Linked DNA regions of Homo sapiens: all the other regions are linked to region 2. The links are chromatin loops, found by intact Hi-C in ENCODE. Cell type or tissue: heart right ventricle. All regions are shown on one strand. Links, peaks and the distances in the headings refer to the core of each region. The heading gives the core; the rest is flanking DNA.

What was found. Hi-C counts contacts between places; a loop is a spot of excess contacts. Peaks named below come from ENCODE experiments on the same cell type or tissue, not always from the same donor. Only the 100,000 strongest peaks of a DNase experiment are listed, where the experiment ranks them.
Region 1: it touches region 2 in a loop (2.6-fold over the local background); 7 of 110 quality-filtered maps call a loop at or near these places.
Region 3: a loop joins it to region 2, with 3 times the contacts of the local background. A loop is called at or near these places in 5 of 110 quality-filtered maps.

What each region holds. Positions count from the first base shown.
Region 1 is chr11:29,531,669-29,537,545 of GRCh38, reverse strand. The region is part of intron 1 of LINC02755 (long intergenic non-protein coding RNA 2755); the gene reads left to right. Among named protein-coding and RNA genes, the nearest start is that of LINC02755, 60 kb to the left of the region's middle. In heart right ventricle, for the core only: no CTCF peak of the experiment used is centred there; no DNase peak of the experiment used is centred there.
Region 2 is chr11:29,771,147-29,777,023 of GRCh38, reverse strand. No RefSeq gene overlaps it. Among named protein-coding and RNA genes, the nearest start is that of LINC02546, 180 kb to the right of the region's middle. RefSeq lists enhancers at 538-707, 2,102-2,271. In heart right ventricle, for the core only: no CTCF peak of the experiment used is centred there; a DNase peak (open chromatin) is centred at 3,103; H3K27ac peaks cover 735 bases.
Region 3 is chr11:30,001,974-30,007,850 of GRCh38, reverse strand. No RefSeq gene overlaps it. Among named protein-coding and RNA genes, the nearest start is that of KCNA4, 12 kb to the left of the region's middle. In heart right ventricle, for the core only: no CTCF peak of the experiment used is centred there; no DNase peak of the experiment used is centred there; H3K27ac peaks cover 840 bases.

The sequences.
Region 1 (5,877 bases), core at 604-5,603, 240 kb after region 2:
TATGAATTTATGTTGGGCCACATTCAAAGCCATCCTGGGCCACATGCAGCCCAGGGGCCATGGGTTGGACAAGCTTGTTCTAGAGCTAGAAAGGGTTTAAAGCTCAAGAAGTTTACTACTACAGTCTCTAGTCAGGTTTGGAGACTGAGAATCTCTCAGCCTAACAGGAAAAAGAGAAGTGCTAATGGCATATTTTTATGGCTGACAAATGTTGAGCATGCAACATAGCTTGGGAAAAGATCTAGAATAGTCATTAAGAGTCAGAAGTTCTAGCCCTCACTCCACCCATGTTTTATCTGTGTAACCTTGAGCAAGATAGCTGTCTCCAAAGGAAAAATAAAATGTACATTTGGATTCAAAGATTTCCAAGAAAATGATTTTTTATGATTCCATACATAATTTTATTGGGAATTTATTTTATTTTATATAAAACACAAACATAGCACTTATAATCACTGTTGCAAGAGCTTTATACCTATGAACTTCTTTACCATAATAGCTCTATAAAGTAGGCACTACAATTATCCTCATAGTATGAATGAAAAAACTGAAGCCCATAGAAGTTTGGTAATTTGACCTAGGTCACACAGGTTTTAAGAGGTAGAGCCAGAGTTAGAAAATATCAGATTAGTTGCAGCATCTCTCTTTTTAACCACTATACTTGGTCATACTTAAAAGTAAGATGTTTATGTATTCATTTATATATTTTAGATATGCATTCTAATCACTGTACTGAAAAGGAACATATTTTAACTAATTCTTTCACCTACCTACTATGCCAATGTCTGGGGCTGCCACTGACCCTAAGTAATTATCAGCTGTGATGAGGAACATCCACAATTCTTCCACTGTTCTAGTCATTCATTCTTCTTTTTGGAAATGTGAGAGAAAATCTAACATTCAAAAATAATTAGCCTGTCTTTTCCAAGATCACAAAGGTCAATTTGCAGGTTAATAGTTAAATGCTTTCTTTTAATCACAATCCTCAAGAATAAAACCAATTATTTAAAATGTCTTTGAAGTGACTTTAACAGCAGATGTTTTTCCCTCAAAGAAACTTTTTTTTTTTCTGATGCTTTTCATGAATCAAATGTACTATACGGTACTCATCCTTTGAGGTGGTATGTTTCATGTCACCAAGAACCAAGATGTCCAGGCATAGACACGCGGTGGTTTGCCTGTCCATTTATTTTTATTTATTTATTTTCAATGTCTATAACTTCTTTGGTAGAGATGGGTCTCCCTACATTGCCCAAGCTGTTTTTGAACTCCTGGCCTCAAGCAGTCCTCCTGCCTCAGCCTCCAAAAGTGCTTGAGTTACAGGTGTGAGCCACCATGCCAGGTTGATCCCTGTGTAGGATATAAAGGTGTTCTTGTTCTGCTCCTCAAAATGTCTTAAGATATAATGATGAAAGAGAAAAGAGGGCATAGTATCATGCAAAGGCCTTTTGCTTAATCTTGTTTCTTCAAGAAGCTCTCTGATTCTCAATTTTCTGATTTTAAAATTGGAAATAATGACCCTGAACTCAAAGAGTTAATCTGAGGATTAAGAGAGATTATCTATGTAAATTGCTTAGTGCAGTATCTGAAACATAATTCAGTGGCTCACTAAATAGTAATTCCTCTTTACTCTCTTCTGTCACCTAGGACTGACCAAGATTTACATATATTCATTGAAATAATGGAATTCCATGATTTGCCCTGATTCTGCATCCACAACTTAGTTGCATTTAAAAAAATTACAATAGCACTAGACTTCTGTGTCATCAAGTTAAAATTGTATTGATCAACTAGTAAACACTTCACTGTGCTATGTACTGAAGATAATAATAAAATTATGAAATCTAGGTAATGTATACATTGAAGGAGCTAAAAAAATCCTGTTGAAAGACAAGGCTACCACTTTCTCTCCACTCCCCACAATCCTCTCTCTCTCACACACACACACACACACACACACACACACACAGTCCACCAACACAATAGTACCAGAAAGGAATATAAGGTAGTGGAATGGTTGGTCTTGATTACAGTCACTGGCAGGGTTTTTGCAATGGAAGTGGATTATAAGTTAGGCCTTGAAAGGTTGAATTTTTAGGGGCAAATAGGAGCAGGGAGATTTTTATATTGCAGAAACATCATCAGCTGTAAGTATGAAGATAAAAATAGGCATACTATTGGGATCAAGAGACTAGTCAGAATAAAAGTGGCCAAAACTTACGTCTGAGGCATGGGGTCCAAGGTTTTAGAGACATTAAGTCCTAGAAGTTAAGCTGAGAGATCAGGAGTACATGTACTGGGAGACACTGTAGATCCATTAGCTATTAAATCTACATGGTTTTTCAAGCATTGGTGCCTCAGATCTGGGAATTAATTTGATAAACCACAAAAACACAACTACTTCATACCAAAAAAATGAACTTAATTTTTAGGATTACTTTTGGTTCTCTCCAGCATTTGGGAGTCAGCACACATATACTCCACTGAGTCATCCACTTGCTCATCCATGACTCTTCCATTTGTAGAGCTCCTGGGCAAAACACTACCAACATTGGTTTGGGAACTATTATTTATAGTCCTGAGCTCAGCAGCATCTGAGGAAGAGGGGCCAACTGGGACATGGTCTTTCTTATGTTCTCTGAGGTCAAGGAGTACCAGTCTTTTCAGTGGAGCAGTAAAAATGATACCCAGGTTTTCCTGTCACTAGGTATGGGCACTGCATTAATTTCCTAGGGCCTCCATAACAAAGTACCCCAAACTGGATGGTTTCAAACGACAGTAATTTATTGACTTGTATTTCTGGAGGCTAGAAATCTGAAGTCCAGACATTGGCAGGGCCATGCTGCCTCTGAGAATGGTAGGGAAGAATCTTTCCTTGCCTGTTTTAACTTCCGGTGTTTGCCATCAATCCTTGTTGTTCCTTGATTTGTAGATGCATCTCTCCACTAACTGCTTCTATGTATGTCACAGGGCCATCCTTCTCCTGTGTGACTGTCTGTATGCATCTTCTCTCTCACAAGGATACCATTCATATTGTATTAAGGGCCCACCCTATACTCCAATATGACTTCATCTTAATTTGACTACATCTATGAAGACTCTATTTTCAGAAAATATCATATTGACAGGCACCAGTCATTAGGACTCCAACACAGCTTTTTTTGAGTGTCACAATCCAACTCAAAACAGAAACAATTAACTGAGAGATGGAAATAAGCCTTATGTGGATCAATAGAAACAGCTTTGCCTGAAGCTCAGGCATCTTGGGAATATGCTAGTAGTGGTGGAAAATTCCTGAGCCTCAGTTCTATCCTTCCACACTTACTTCTGCTTTTGAGAGCTGAGTTTTAGTTATAAGGTATATTGCTTGACTAAAAAAACTGCACAAGATTATGTGGAGATTTGAATTTATACATCCATTTCAAATTCATCACTACATTTGACTTTCACAACAGAATTTGTAAGTCACAAATTATTATTGCTGATGGTTTAAATAAAACTTGTTTTCTACACCAGAGTCTGAACTAATTGAAAAATGAAATAAAATTCTAAGCAGATCAGCATGTTATTGCCTTATCGCCTAATTATAGTCATCTAAGAATATCTATCATCCAGCTTCTTAAAACTGATAGACTTTCCCGCCCCTGGCAATTGGCTCTTCAGTGAGGCCTCTCTAAGGGAAAACCTGGTCCTTTTTACAGCCTCTTCCTAAAAAGAAAGGAGAGGTGCTGAACAGAGTGCATTCATGTTATTCTCCATAAATTTACCATTCAAATCACACTATTCCAATTTTTCTGGAGCAGAACAAGTAAAAGGGTAGAAAGAAGCTAGGAATGTTACCCTAATTGTGTTCTCATCACCTGCAAGGAAACATCAAAATTAGCAAAGAAACGTTTGTTCCCACCATTGATTACTAACTTTTTTTTTTTCAAATAAGAAAAATGAGGCTCAATCAAATACAATGATTTACTTAAGCTTTTTGGGCTATCTGCTAATTCTGTAAATTGTTCGATGCACCATCATTGCCTTCTCTTTGTATTATACACATGTTAAACATAATATGGTCTCTTTATGTTATGCTTGTCATATGGACTCTGTCAGATATGATTTTTATACCAGCAACCCCTGCTATCATGTATCTTGGATGATATAATTAATTCTTAGAAATCATGCTTTGCCATATTTTCCCAGTCAAAATGTATCACATGGCATCTTGAACTACAGTTGAACTCTGTAGTGCTCAGAATAACTGACTCTTGGGAAAATAAACCCTTTCTATTATTTTCAGAACAAAAGTTGAACCTTGTCAAAAGAAGTTAAGGATGTTAAGTTGCCCCTTTGCAGCAGGAGTCTAATTATAGCCAACAATTGGTAATGATTCTGTGAATATTATAGCCATCAGGTCTCATGTCTACAAAATCAACTTGTAAACATACTAAGATACCAATCATGCTTAGAACTGTCTCTTTGGTATTTCATAGCACTTAACACAATCATAAATTATAAGTATGGTATTTATTTTCTTGTCTATGTCTTGCATGAAAATGTAAACTCAATTAGGACAAGAATCACTTTTGTCTCTTTCATTCTTGTTTCCAAGCACACTTTTAGGCAAATTAATACAAATAAAGTGATTGAAGAAATATATGAATAAAACATTGTTATTGTTTATACATGTTGAACAATATAATACTTTCATATTTTAGGTGATTTACATATCTTTGAAGGTCTTAAGGCACTAAAATTTTTCTGACAGTTTTAATTTCCTTCCTCTTAGACATAAGAATTTAATATTGAGAGTAACAGCGTTTTATGGAGATACACATCTCTTGTCTCCACTACTACTACCACTGTATTTATCTTCCAATATACCATGTTCTGTTTGTTTTCTTTTTTCCTAATTCTAAGCATAGTCCTAGTCCTGTTTGGGATTAATCCATTCATGCCTGAAAACAAGCATTTGCAGATACTTGACTCAATTAAGCTGGTAAAATTTACCGAATGTCTACAACATTTCAGATACTATAAATAAAGTATTATCTGCTAATATTTGTATAATGCTAGAACAAAAGTTGGAAAAATATTTTTCCTGTCATTATTGAGTGTTATGGCCTTGGGTATTATCATTAATTTCTTTCAAAAAATAAAGACACTAAGATCAAGAAAATCTGGTTTCACAACTTTCTGTTCCCACTTGGTTCACACTTCATTATTAATAGGAACTTATATACTATAGTAAGCTGATTAAGAGAATTGACTTTGGAGCTTAAGTGGCTTCGATCTGCCCTCTGGCTAGCATCAACACCTGTTTGCTCTATGACTTCTCTGAACTTTGTTTCTTCACCTGTACATTGGGAAAGTTTCTTTAATTGTGACCCTTTATAGAGACATGCATTTATAAGAGATGATCAATTACCTTGGGGTTATTCTGCTAGTAAGTCAGTGGTAATCTGACAATTGTTGAAGCTATATGGCAATAGAGTGAAAATGTCATTACTTAGGGCTCCCATAGCAATTTCTAAGAATTCACTTTCTACATGGATAGCTTCTTGTGAATGTAGCCTGTCATGTTGTGTGGGTATTTCCCATGACAACATCTGTAATCTTTTACCTTTCCAGAAGCCCCTGTACTTGCTATTCTTATTCCCATTTCAACTCACCATCACAAGCATTTTGTGCATGAACTACTTTATGCAGACACTACTTTCTTTAGAAGGGCCTTTTATGCTTCTAACCTTGGTAATACATAAAAATTCACTGCCAGCCAAGGTTTAATCTTCATGTTATACAGACAGCCATGCCCACCAGACAAAATATCATTATAAAATATTGTTCTGTCAAGGGGTAATATTTTATCGTTTCTTGAGTCTTTCCAAA
Region 2 (5,877 bases), core at 645-5,644:
AGACACACCTTAAAACTACAATGTACTGCTTCCCTGAATAAAATCTCAGGCACAGCTTATAACTCTTCTGGTCATTCTCAGATAGTAAAACTAACCAGCCCAGTCTAATAAAAACTCCTACTCAATTTTAGCCTTCTGACTTTGCCCAGTTGAGGCTTATTCACTAAAGGGAAGGAAGATTTTGGTTGATTCTTCCTCTCTCCATTTTTTATTCTCATTCATTTGCTACTATTGGGGGTCCCTCTAGAGTCAGGCCTTGATGGATTTGGACAAGAAGATCTAGAAGCCACATTCGGATTTTGTTAATGCCTGTGTTTGGTAGTGCCAAAGCTGAGGGTTTCTATTACGAACAGCCCTTTTTGGGGTCTTCAGTGGTTCTTCTCATAGGAACCTCCCCTAATACAGATAGAGCCACTGAAAGTGAAATCTTCTCTATTTGTCCACTTACAACTCTCTCCTCAGTCTGTATCTTCCCTTTCTGTGCCACTACCATCAACTCAAACCACAGCCAAGCTTTTCAGTGTTTCTCCTAAAACTTCTCATTTAGTTTTAGATGAAAAAGAGACACCCTTCTCTCAACATTCATGGTGATGGTTTAGTGATTGAGAAAACCTCTTCCAAGTATTCTTTTCCACCCACATCTTAAACCTGCAACCTCTAAGTGGTTGATGAACTAAAGATTGAAGGTCCATTATCAACAGCTTCAATGTATCCTAATTATGAGGACCACTGCCTATTGTATTGTCTTCAACTGTTGAAGCTTCTACAGGACTTGCAAAGAACAGAAAAAAAATAATGTTTAACATCCTATTATATCTATATAAGGTGACTAATAATTCCTCACATCTTAATCTCTTAAACGTTAGCTCAGATAATTTTTCTCCTACAAAGGGGGGTAAAATGTTACTTTTGATAATGGAGATAATAAAGGTTTGATTCCAAAACTCCCAATGCAATAGTTAATTTTAGATGTGAATTTGATCATAAGTGTGAATTTAGTTGAGGAAATATAAAGTGATGTACTAGTATAATCCATCAAAAAATCTCAGCTGCATTCTTACACCAGCACAGCAGTATCCTGGCAAAGATAATCATGTTTCTGAAGAACCCTATTGACTCTTGGGAAAGCCTGGTTTAATTACAAGCCATAGTGTATTCATACACATTTATTATTGATATAGCACTTAGCCTTCTGGCTTCTCCACACTTTCCCTGACAGAAACCCATTACCTCCCCTGCTATGTTTACTTTTCTGATGGAAGTTAACTTTACAGGATGTCATGAGAAGGCAATGGCACATTGAAAATCCTGCCCATGGCTTGGAACTTTATGTCGACTATTTCTCTGAGAAATGAGAACCCATATATGATTAATGAACAAAGGTATGCGTCTTTCTGTCTGTGCTAAAACGCCTTAATATATTTGTGTGCCTCTTATGGAATTTTCATCTCTAAATTATAGATATTTCTGTATTTGACTTTTCTAGTAGAATGTACCCTCCTGTATTTGCATCCCAGTTCTGTACTACTCGTCTCCTCACCCAAACCCCTGCACCTAGATAAAGACTAACAGGAATATAGTGAACTCTTTAATCATGTATTAACTTGGTTAATGGATAGATGAGAGAATAGTGAGATGAACCACTGAAGAATTAAAGAACAGAATGTTCTCAAAAAATCCACTTTACTGAACTCCATAAGCCCTTTTTAGAGAGCCAACATTTCTCTCTTCTCACCCCACTTCATGAAGAGCAGAGGTTGGAAATGTGTCCAACAGGTCACAGATCATTGAGTCAAAACTGGTCAGCTGGCTCAAGTTGAGCCAAACAGATTCTTCTTGAAATTTAAATTTGTAAGATAGTAACTCTGATCAGTTATCTAGATGAACTTTTGTCAGGCAGTACTGATACAGTTGGGTTAAAGACAGAATTAAGGATAAGCACAGAAAAAACGCAGAGATGGGCATGGTTTAGCCCTTGAGAGAATGGCTGTTTTGGTTCCTGATGACTTTGTAGTCCCTGATAACTTTTCAGTTTTCAGTTTTGGGCTCCACACTTCTACTCTTGAATTAATGGGTACTCTTGTCAGGGCCTCAACATGGCTAACTCCTTAGGCCATTCTCATTTCATCTTGAATGTCACTTCCTAGCAGAAACATTCCCTTAATAGCTCTTGTCATGCTCTTTACCTTAGGTCACTCTGCTTGTTTTCCTCACAGCATTTAGCACAACATGGGTATTGCTGTTTGAGTTTTTTTTTCTTTTTTGATCAGATTCTCTTAATAGAATATACCACAACAGATAGCTTCTGTATTTGTTTCACTACTGTTTTTTCAACACTGTAAAAGAGTGGAACTACACTGGAGGTCTGAAGAAGTAGACTTTGAATAAATAATAGGTATAATAAATATTTCCTGTTACTTCAGCCATTTTAAGGAGGCTCCTGTTATTCCAACCATATGAATATCAACACTTAGGAACAATGGCTGCAGGGGTTATTATTGCCCATGTTAGTGAAGAGTCTCCTAAGACTACCATGCACTTCAGTTTTTCCATCAGCTCTAAAAAAGAATCATGTAAGAGAAGATCATGCTCACATCTATCCACATCTGGTTTGGTATGTCTGTTCAGTCTGTTTATTCTCAGTCCACTCAAATCACTAATTTTTATTTTTATCCACACATGTAGACTGGGGAGTGTTCACACATTTCTTCAAGTTATTGTGTCCTACAAATCATGTGTCATCTTTAATATTTTTCAGATACTTTGGAAATGGTGGTGGTGGGGTACTCATTTAACTTAATCTGAAACCTCTTTTATGTAATAGTCAGGGGTAAATTATCACTTATTATTTGAGCATAGTTCTTTCCTGTTTATTGTTGAAAACCTTCTGAGAGAGTCTCAGGGAGATTAGAGAGGCACAGCCAACTATGCCTCCAATCTAGGAAGGAAGTGAGAAATCCTACCTCGTAATGGTCTTCCAAAAACCCAGAAGCACTCAGAGTTCTGTTGCACAGACATGCTGACAAGTACACCATGTGACTCATTTGTGCAGTATATTTGCTCCTATTGATCCATTGGCAGTAAGAAGATTGCGTATCTCAGGAATGAGGTGTGGGAGTGCATTGTTCAGTTCTAAGGTACTGAGTGTGCGGGGGCTGCATGTGCTGTGGAGCAGGCTCCAAATGAGTCATATGTCTGTTAGGAATGTTCCTTTGGATCTGCTGCCTGTGTTTTCAATCTCACATTACTCCTAAGTACCTTACTGACAGCTCGTACTCACACCTCACAGCTTAGAATGGCCTGTCTCTAGAAGACCAATCAAGTCCAAGAAATTCAAGTCCAAGGACTTGAATCAAGTCCAAGAAAGATCACTTCAGGAAACAGTATAGTATCCATGGTGTCATTCTCCTTGGCAAAAAAAAAAAAAAAAAAAAAAGTGACACAGAGTGGAAGTATGAGCAGAAAAATGGACTTCTGGAGTCAAATGGACTTGAATTTGAATAGCAGCTCAGTCATTGCCTAGTGGGGGAACATAGACAAGATTTTTCACTTCTCTTTAAGCATTAATGTTTTTTACTCCAAAACATTATTGGCATACCAAACTGAATTACTTTATAGGGTCATGGTGGTAATTGAATAAAACAACATACATACAACTCTCTGTCACAATACTGAAATATGGTAGGCAATCCCATTTTTTCCTGGAGCCTTGTTTGTATTAATAATAATATGTCATATTCTTGAGTACTTATTATATGCCAGGCACAGTGATAACTACCTTAATTGTTGGAGTAGATATGGTCAATTGTCTTTCCTGTATTCATGCTTCTGTATTAACAGACTCCTAAATTTTGTGCCTGGCTTAAGAGCTACTTTTCTTAGTTTGTCTTGAAGAGCCATGTGACAAAGTTCTGGCTAAAGATTTAGATTGAGAAGTCTGCTAAAGATTTCTGGGAAAGTCCTGCCTCTCCCTAGTTTCTTCTGTTTTCTACCTGAAGTGCATATGTGAACATTGAGTTGAGCAGCCTTTTAGTTCCTGTCAGGCCACCATGGGGATGCAACCTCATATAAAGGACAATGGAGCAGGAGGATAGAAGGAGCCTAGCACATCTGTGCCAACCCTGAAATGCCTACGTATAGGCTGAGTTTGTGAAATACATTTCACCCATTGGGTGAAACTTTGTAAATGGATTTTATATACATGCAGCCAAATTCAATCCCTAAGAAATAAATATGCATTATTTTATTTATTATTCTGATCACATTTTTGACATTATCAAATCCATTTTATATTAAATATATGGAGACAGATTAATCAACCTGCCCAAGGTAACATATGATACGCCTAGGAAGTAAAATAGAGATCTAAATCCATGCTTTAACCAGTAAAATATAAAGTCGGAATGACAGTGTTTCTTCCATGGCCTTTCTAACTACTTCACAAATCTTTGATTTTATCTTTTTATCCTACAAACTTGTTCTGATCATTTTGTATTTTTGTTAAATCCTCCTGAAATTCTCCCAGACTGTAAATCTATTGGAAAATGTTTGAGCTTACGTGGAATTTTTGGCATCACCTAAGTGTCTGATCCAGGCCCTAGTCTGGAGCATTTAACATTTAACATTTAACTTTCTGATCATTTAAAAAATGGCATGGTTTGAGTGGATGATCTCTAAAGTCCTTCTATTTCTAGTTGCCTGTGACTCTGAAGGTACTATTTAGCCAATTTTTAATTAGTCAGCTAGCTGATAATTGAATTTTTATTTTTTCTAGTTCATATCATGTATCCAGTAGGTATTGAATAAATATGAATTGATGGTTATAGTAGAGACTATGCAACCTTTTCCTGATTTTTTATGTTTTCTTCAAATCATTGTCTTTTTATTATTTCTATTTCCACCCAAAGCCTAATATCTCATTAGGAGATTTGGAAGACCTGATCCAGTCAAGATCAAAGACCATTGCTTCAGTCAGGTCAGAATCAAAGAGAACAAATCAAAGGCCCTAAAACATAATATTTGGGGGAAAAATACAAGTTACTCAATGGGTGAAGGAATGGTTTTGGCATATGGATTCAGAAAAACAATCTTCAAATAAGAAAGAGCAAACCAAAACAACTTTAGTTTGAAAGGAGAGGTAAGGTGGTATTAAGAGGAACTGGGGGAGGATATGTGTTATTTTTGAAGCATTTTAGAAAAATAACAGAGGGGAGCCAAGATGGCTGAATAGGAACAGCTCCAGTCTACAGCTCCCAGCATGAGCGACACATAAGATGGGTGATTTCTGCATTTCCAACTGAGGTACTGGGTTCCTCTCACTGGGGAGTGCTGGATAGTGGGTGCAGGACAGTAGGTGCAGTGCACTGTGCATGAGCTGAAGCAGGGTGAGGCATCACCTCACCCAGGAAGCACAAGGGGTCAGGGAATTCCCTTTCCTACTCAAAGAAAGGGGTGACAGATGGCCTGAAAAATCAGGTCACTCCCACCCTAATACTGTGGTTTTCCAATGGGCTTATCAAACGGCACACCAGGAGATTATATCCCTCACATGGCTCAGAGGGTCCTATGCCCACAGAGCCTTGCTCATTGCTAGCACAGCAGTCTGAGATCAAAGTGCAAGGTGGCAGCGAGGCGGGGGAGGGGTGCCCACCATAGCTCAGGCTTGAGTAGGTAAACAAAGCGGCCAGGAAGTTCGAACTGGGTGGAGCCCACCACAGCTCAAGGAGGCCTGCCTGCCTCTGTAGGCTCCACCTCTGGGGGCAGGGCACAGACAAACAAAAGACAGTAATAACCACTGCAGACTTAAATGTCCCTGTCTGACAGCTTTGAATAGAGCAGTGGTTCTCCCAGCATGCAGCTTGAGATCTGAGAATGGGC
Region 3 (5,877 bases), core at 604-5,603, 230 kb before region 2:
TCTTAGAAGAGAATTCATGAATTCAGGACATCCAGTACAGTTGTGAATTCATAACATTTTTCCAGTTGAAACTAGTCAAAGTGCTTTAGATCCATTTGTAAAAAATTTATACTGATGAATATGCTTTCAGGATGTATTTATAACTAATTTATGAAACTGTATCTTAGAGACCACTATACACATTTGGTTAAGATAAAAGGGAAGTGACCTTCTTTAGAGATCCTAATTATTGGGATCTGGGATCCTTTTATTGCTTTTCAGATGACAATAGATGTTACCAAAAGCACACTATTTGAGGGTCATCCTAATCAGAGTCTTTTCAAGGGAAGATGCATTGTTCTCTCTTGCAAATGATTGGAAAGGAAAACAGGCATAACAGTTATGGGGAAGAAAGGAGGAATAAATAGTCCTTTTGATTTCTGTGAAAGGGAGTCAGTGGGTGCTAGAGGAATGACAGCTGGTCTAGGGAGTCAAGAGAGCTGGCTTGTTAATCGTGGGCAAATTGTTTCATCTCCTTGATCCTCAGGAGTGTGTGTATGTGTGTGTGTGTGTGTGTGTGTATCTAACATGGGGATATTGGGCTACATTATTACTTGGTTCCTTTTCGTACCACAATTCTACTGTGGAGTAAAAGAAATATCAGACTAGCTTCATATTTTCTAAGTACCATTCCAGTCATATCAGCTTGGATTTTTTTTAGTAAGTAATAGGAGCAAAAATAAATAAATAAAAACAAAAATCTCACTGTTAGGTTAACCGCAGAACAGGTGTTTGAGTTTTTTCGAATGTAGACTAAGCTGAATGAATAGGATGTATTCTGAGCTGTTATTCTAACAACTTCTAAAGGGAAGGGATTCATTTAATGAAAAATAACTCTTCAGTCCTCAGTTGAATACATATGGTGAAAATTGGTAAGTAAACATTTTGATGTCTTGCTTTGTTATCGTGCAGTCTTGTCAGTAAACACTATTTTGACCTGTGCTGGGGAACTCATTTTATGCTTAAACACATGTAGTGTTTCACAAGTGCTACTGCATGCTTTGTCAAGTTTGTTTTAAACAGGATCACTGAAGCTTCCTGAAATTTTTTTCATTAAGCATGTGTTGAAATAGAACCCAATATATGAGTAAGAAAGATATAAGGAAAATACTGTGAACTAAGATACATATTTTCCCATTTTAAAAAAGTCAATATTAACCAATGGAAAATTATTTTTAATCACATTGGAATCACAAACAGTAGCCCCCCTACCTTCCAACAAATCAGAAATGGTGTTCTTCCTTGTTGTTAATTTTCAGGGTTTGGATGAGCCTTTAGTACTAACATTGCAGCTATTGCTAGGGAAAGTAAGAAGTATACCTAGATTCACTTCACATTTTTACAATGAACCTGTGGTGATGTGCTCATGTGCAGGGAACAGAGTGTAACATCCTTCTTTATGTGTGTGTATGTGTTTTTATTGATACAGTTTAAAATGATTACAGGGTGTCATTCAGTGACAAAAGGGCCTGTTCCAGGAAATCTCCTTGACCCAAAAGTCATTCTGAATTCTTCAAGAGACATTTGATGTGGACATAAGGTACCTTTCGGTTCTCCTGCCTTTAAAGAAACTTAACTTTAGGCAAAGGATCTTCCAGACCAATGTAGCCACTGCAGGTCAGAAGACAGTGCTACTTTCTAGTATGGAAATCAGTATTCTTATCTGAGGAGAAGGTTGTTGGAGTGGTTGTGTTCAATATTGAAGGAAGCAGAGCTTTTTTTTTGTAATAAATGGGAATATGTACTTCTGAAAAGTAAATTAAGATTAGGACTGTGATATGAGTTTTATTTCTGGCTTGGTTTTGTTTCCATAGCAGTCCCAATTTCTCACAGTATCTTCTTCATGAAAGCATGCTAATACATATCAGACCATATGGCCCCATTTGAGGTTTAGAAAATATGGTCATCTTATTTATGGATAAATAAATTAATCCCAGGGCATAAGTTGGTTGCTTAAAAACATGGCACATATTTAATGAGCGGTGGCTCTAAGTGAGATTCAAGCATCCCCCTTTCAGGCCTGTGGGATGGGAATAAATGTATAAGGCAAATAATGTGCTGAATATAAAGTCATGCTGTCATCTTGAAAAGCATATTCCCAGATTCACTGGAGGTAGTGTTGCTGACTTAAGGTTCAGCTTTTGGTCCATTTGTTGTCATTGGTGTCTTGGAAGGAGATTTTGCATCCAGGGTGCCAGGAGCTAAATGATTTTGTTAGTTGATCCACAAATAGTCCATTCTTTCTTCCTACCTGTAAGCAATCTGTTTTGTAGGTTATCTGTAGTTGGTTTCTCACCTGAGGCTGGCTTTACTCAGGCTCAGAAGCCTATTGTCTTGTGTTAAACAACCAGTCCAGAAAAGGTAAAATTATAAAAAGATAAAACAATCCATGACAAAGAAACAACAAAAACACTAGAACTAGAAAGCCAAGCAAAACCTAAGTGGGAAGCCAAATCTGTTGTTCAAAGTGTTACATATGCTAGAACTAATTATGCAGGATTTTGGGGTAACATTGGTCCTGCCTCTTCACCATTAGCAGAAATAACCAAGAAGTGACTGTTGTGATAGAGGACATAAAGCAGAAATAACCTGCCCCATGAATATATAGGTTAACATTTTCTGTGAAAATGATAGAAATGCCAACCTACCTTAGCAGTGGTTTTAATAGTAACTATTAGAAATGACTAATAAATATGGAAGATATGCTGGTGTTTTTCCCAGTAATCAGTATTATGTGGGAATGTACTTGGATTGTTTCTCATGATTCTGTACACCAAGGGCTATTTCAAAGTCAAAGAGCATGAAGGCATTTTTATCCACAGCTACTTAAGCTATTGGCTGTTGAGGGGCCAGTTACCTCTTAAATCAGTCAAAGCAGTTAAATAAGTAGTCCCTGTGGATATCAGCAAAAGCTGTGCCAGTGCTAAGTCTAAGAATTATATTTGTTTCAAAATAATTATATGAATATATAATATATTCATATGTTCACATATATTATGTATTTTATATTCTGCCCACAAATATAAGCAAAATGAATGATCTGAGGTATTGAAAGAGACTTTTCAAAGTGAAGTAAAAGTGTATAATTCCCATTAGCAGGCAAATGCATGTGTTTTGGAGAAATGGTGAGGCTGGAGGATTAAAAAACCTTTCTTTACACTTTAGGTTGGATTTTTGTGCCCCATAACGACAATAATACTAGTCCTAAGCTCTGAGACATTCCATAAGGGTATATAGAGAGTTTCATTCCCAGAAGAAAGGGTTAATTTTAATACTGTATGGAACATTGCAAAATGCTGATTTTATTTTTTTAATGCACATTATTCTCATTATATAAAGGATGCATATAGCATGGAAACTGGACTATATGACCTGTAGAACAACTGTGTGCTCTTTAGAAATAGAATTACTAGAAGCCATTATCTTTCTGTATTTTTTTGTGATAGCTTTTGTTTGATGTGAATTACTTAATTCTCTCAGGTTCAATTACAGCATTAAAAGTTTCAGGTTATTGTTGTTTTTGGTGAATGTTCCAATATCTTTCTTAGGCTCTGAGGACACACACACAACCATTCAGTAGTTGGAAAATACTATATCTCTTGGAGATTAAGGCGATATTACCTGAACTCTCTCTATGATAGCAGCCACATTAGTTAACATGGAGGATGCATGTTTTTCTATTTATAAACTTAATGCATTTGTACCTGAATAGAATGATGATTTCCCTAAAGAACACTAATGGTGTTGATAGCACCTGAGTGAGCCTTTTTTCCTCCTGTCAATTGGTAGGGATATGATCCAAATGAGCCTTTCATTTGCTATCAGGCAGAGAAGGAAATAATTAATGAAGCTCCCACTCGACTGAAATCTATCAAGAGGTGATGGAATCTCTAGGGAATGCATTAGGATTTTTTTTTTCTTTTTTTTTTATTTACCTGCCATTCCTAGTTGGTGTCATTATGGCATGACTGTTGGGGAAAGATATTAATTTTAGGATGATTTACCTAATACTAAAATGACTTGATAAAAAACAATTCGAAATTATAAGCATTGCACTATCTTATTAGTTTTAGGAATATCTCCAGTTAAAAATTTTAAGAAATTAATATGAGATTTGGAGATTGCAATAGTTATTTGGAGAGAGACATATCCAAAGAATAATGATTCAGTTATTCAGATTTATTAAGAAATCTGAGTTTTATAAGCTTTGCAAGAGATTCACAAAGTCTCTCAACTTTCAAAAATTTTGCTGCAACCCCATCAGATTTCAGAAAGAAATTCAAGAATTCCTCTTGAGAGGAAAATGGTACCTCTTTTTCTTCTTTTGTGTGTGTCTTTTTCACATTCATGATTAAATTGGTGGATTTTATATAATCATTATCTTCCAGCAAATTAAGTGAAAGACTTGGCTACAGATTGATTAGAGGATGACAAAATTGTCTGATAGTCTTTCTTTGCAACATTTGCTGTTGATCAGTTTAGAAGCTGATTTCAGTACATGTGAATTACAACACAGAGAAATGGCTATGTACTATATTAGAATCTAAATGACAAAGCAAGAATATTAGGAATAGGATTTACTTTTGAGTTCCTAGAAGTGTTATTAGAGCTCTTGACCCGTGTCCTCCAGATCTGATCTAGCCAATGAGAATTTAGGAAACTCCTTTTTTTTTCCCTAGAGTAACGACAAGATATAACAGGATCAGTGCCAACTGGGAGATAGGAACAGGAGCAGGGAGGAGGGCAAGGGACAAGGAGTTATGCCTAAATGAAGTCACTAATTTGATGGTGAAAATAGCTAGGTCAGTCTAAAAACTGCTTCATTTTGTCATGCTAACTATTAATTTTTGTTGACCCAAAGAATCCAGGAAAGTGAATTGATCTCTTAGAGTAGGCATATATGTGTATATGTCCGAATATTCCCTTTGCTCTTCGTCTTCGAGGGCACTCACATATGAAACCATAAAACTGCTGCTGGGAGTTAAAACTGTATGTCTCATTAAGGATAAGATTCACCTTTCCCTTCAGAGTAAGGGACTCATGTCTTTAGGAGATTACTCCTTGGACGTTTACGTTTCAAAGGGGGAGAATTCTCCCCCTTAGTCTAATATAGAATGTCAGCATAGCAGTGCATTCAAGCTAAGACAGAAGTAAGCAACCAGTAGGAGCCCTGGGAATGAATGTCACTAACACAGAGCTGAATGATGTGTTTATGTTGGTTATTGCTGGTGTGCAATTCTTAGAGGAATGGAGAAATCATAAAATTTGTGCAATCTAATTAGAACTCTGCCATCATATGCTCCTTGCTGATTTAGCTGCTGCTGCTGCTGCTGCCACTGCTTCTTCTCATCTATACGGAAAAGAGGTGTCATTTCACTACTAGAATCCACATACTTCACAGGTTTCAAGGCAGTGTGAGAAACAGTGGAGAAAGAAAGGGTTAGATTCGATAGATAAGGATGAAGCAACATACAGTATTTTAAGGTGTGAATCATCTTGTGACACAAGACTATTTTTACTCAAGGGACTAAGCAGAATCTTTGGATGGGAGAAGCTCTGTTCAGGAATTACCATTTCCTTTTTGTATGTCTATAGTATCACTATTAGAGATCAGTCTAGTCTAGCAAGGGGATAAATTCTTCTGTCATTGCTAAAACAAGCTGAAAATTACATGCTGAAACATTTTTTTCCTTATTTCGTTTAAGAAAAATTGTAGTTGTTTTATAAGCTTCGCAAGAGAGATTCAAAAAGTCTCTCAACTGTCAAAATTTTGCTGCAACCCTGTCAGATTCAGAAAGAAATTCAAGGTAGGAGAGCCTAATAGAACTTCAGACCAAA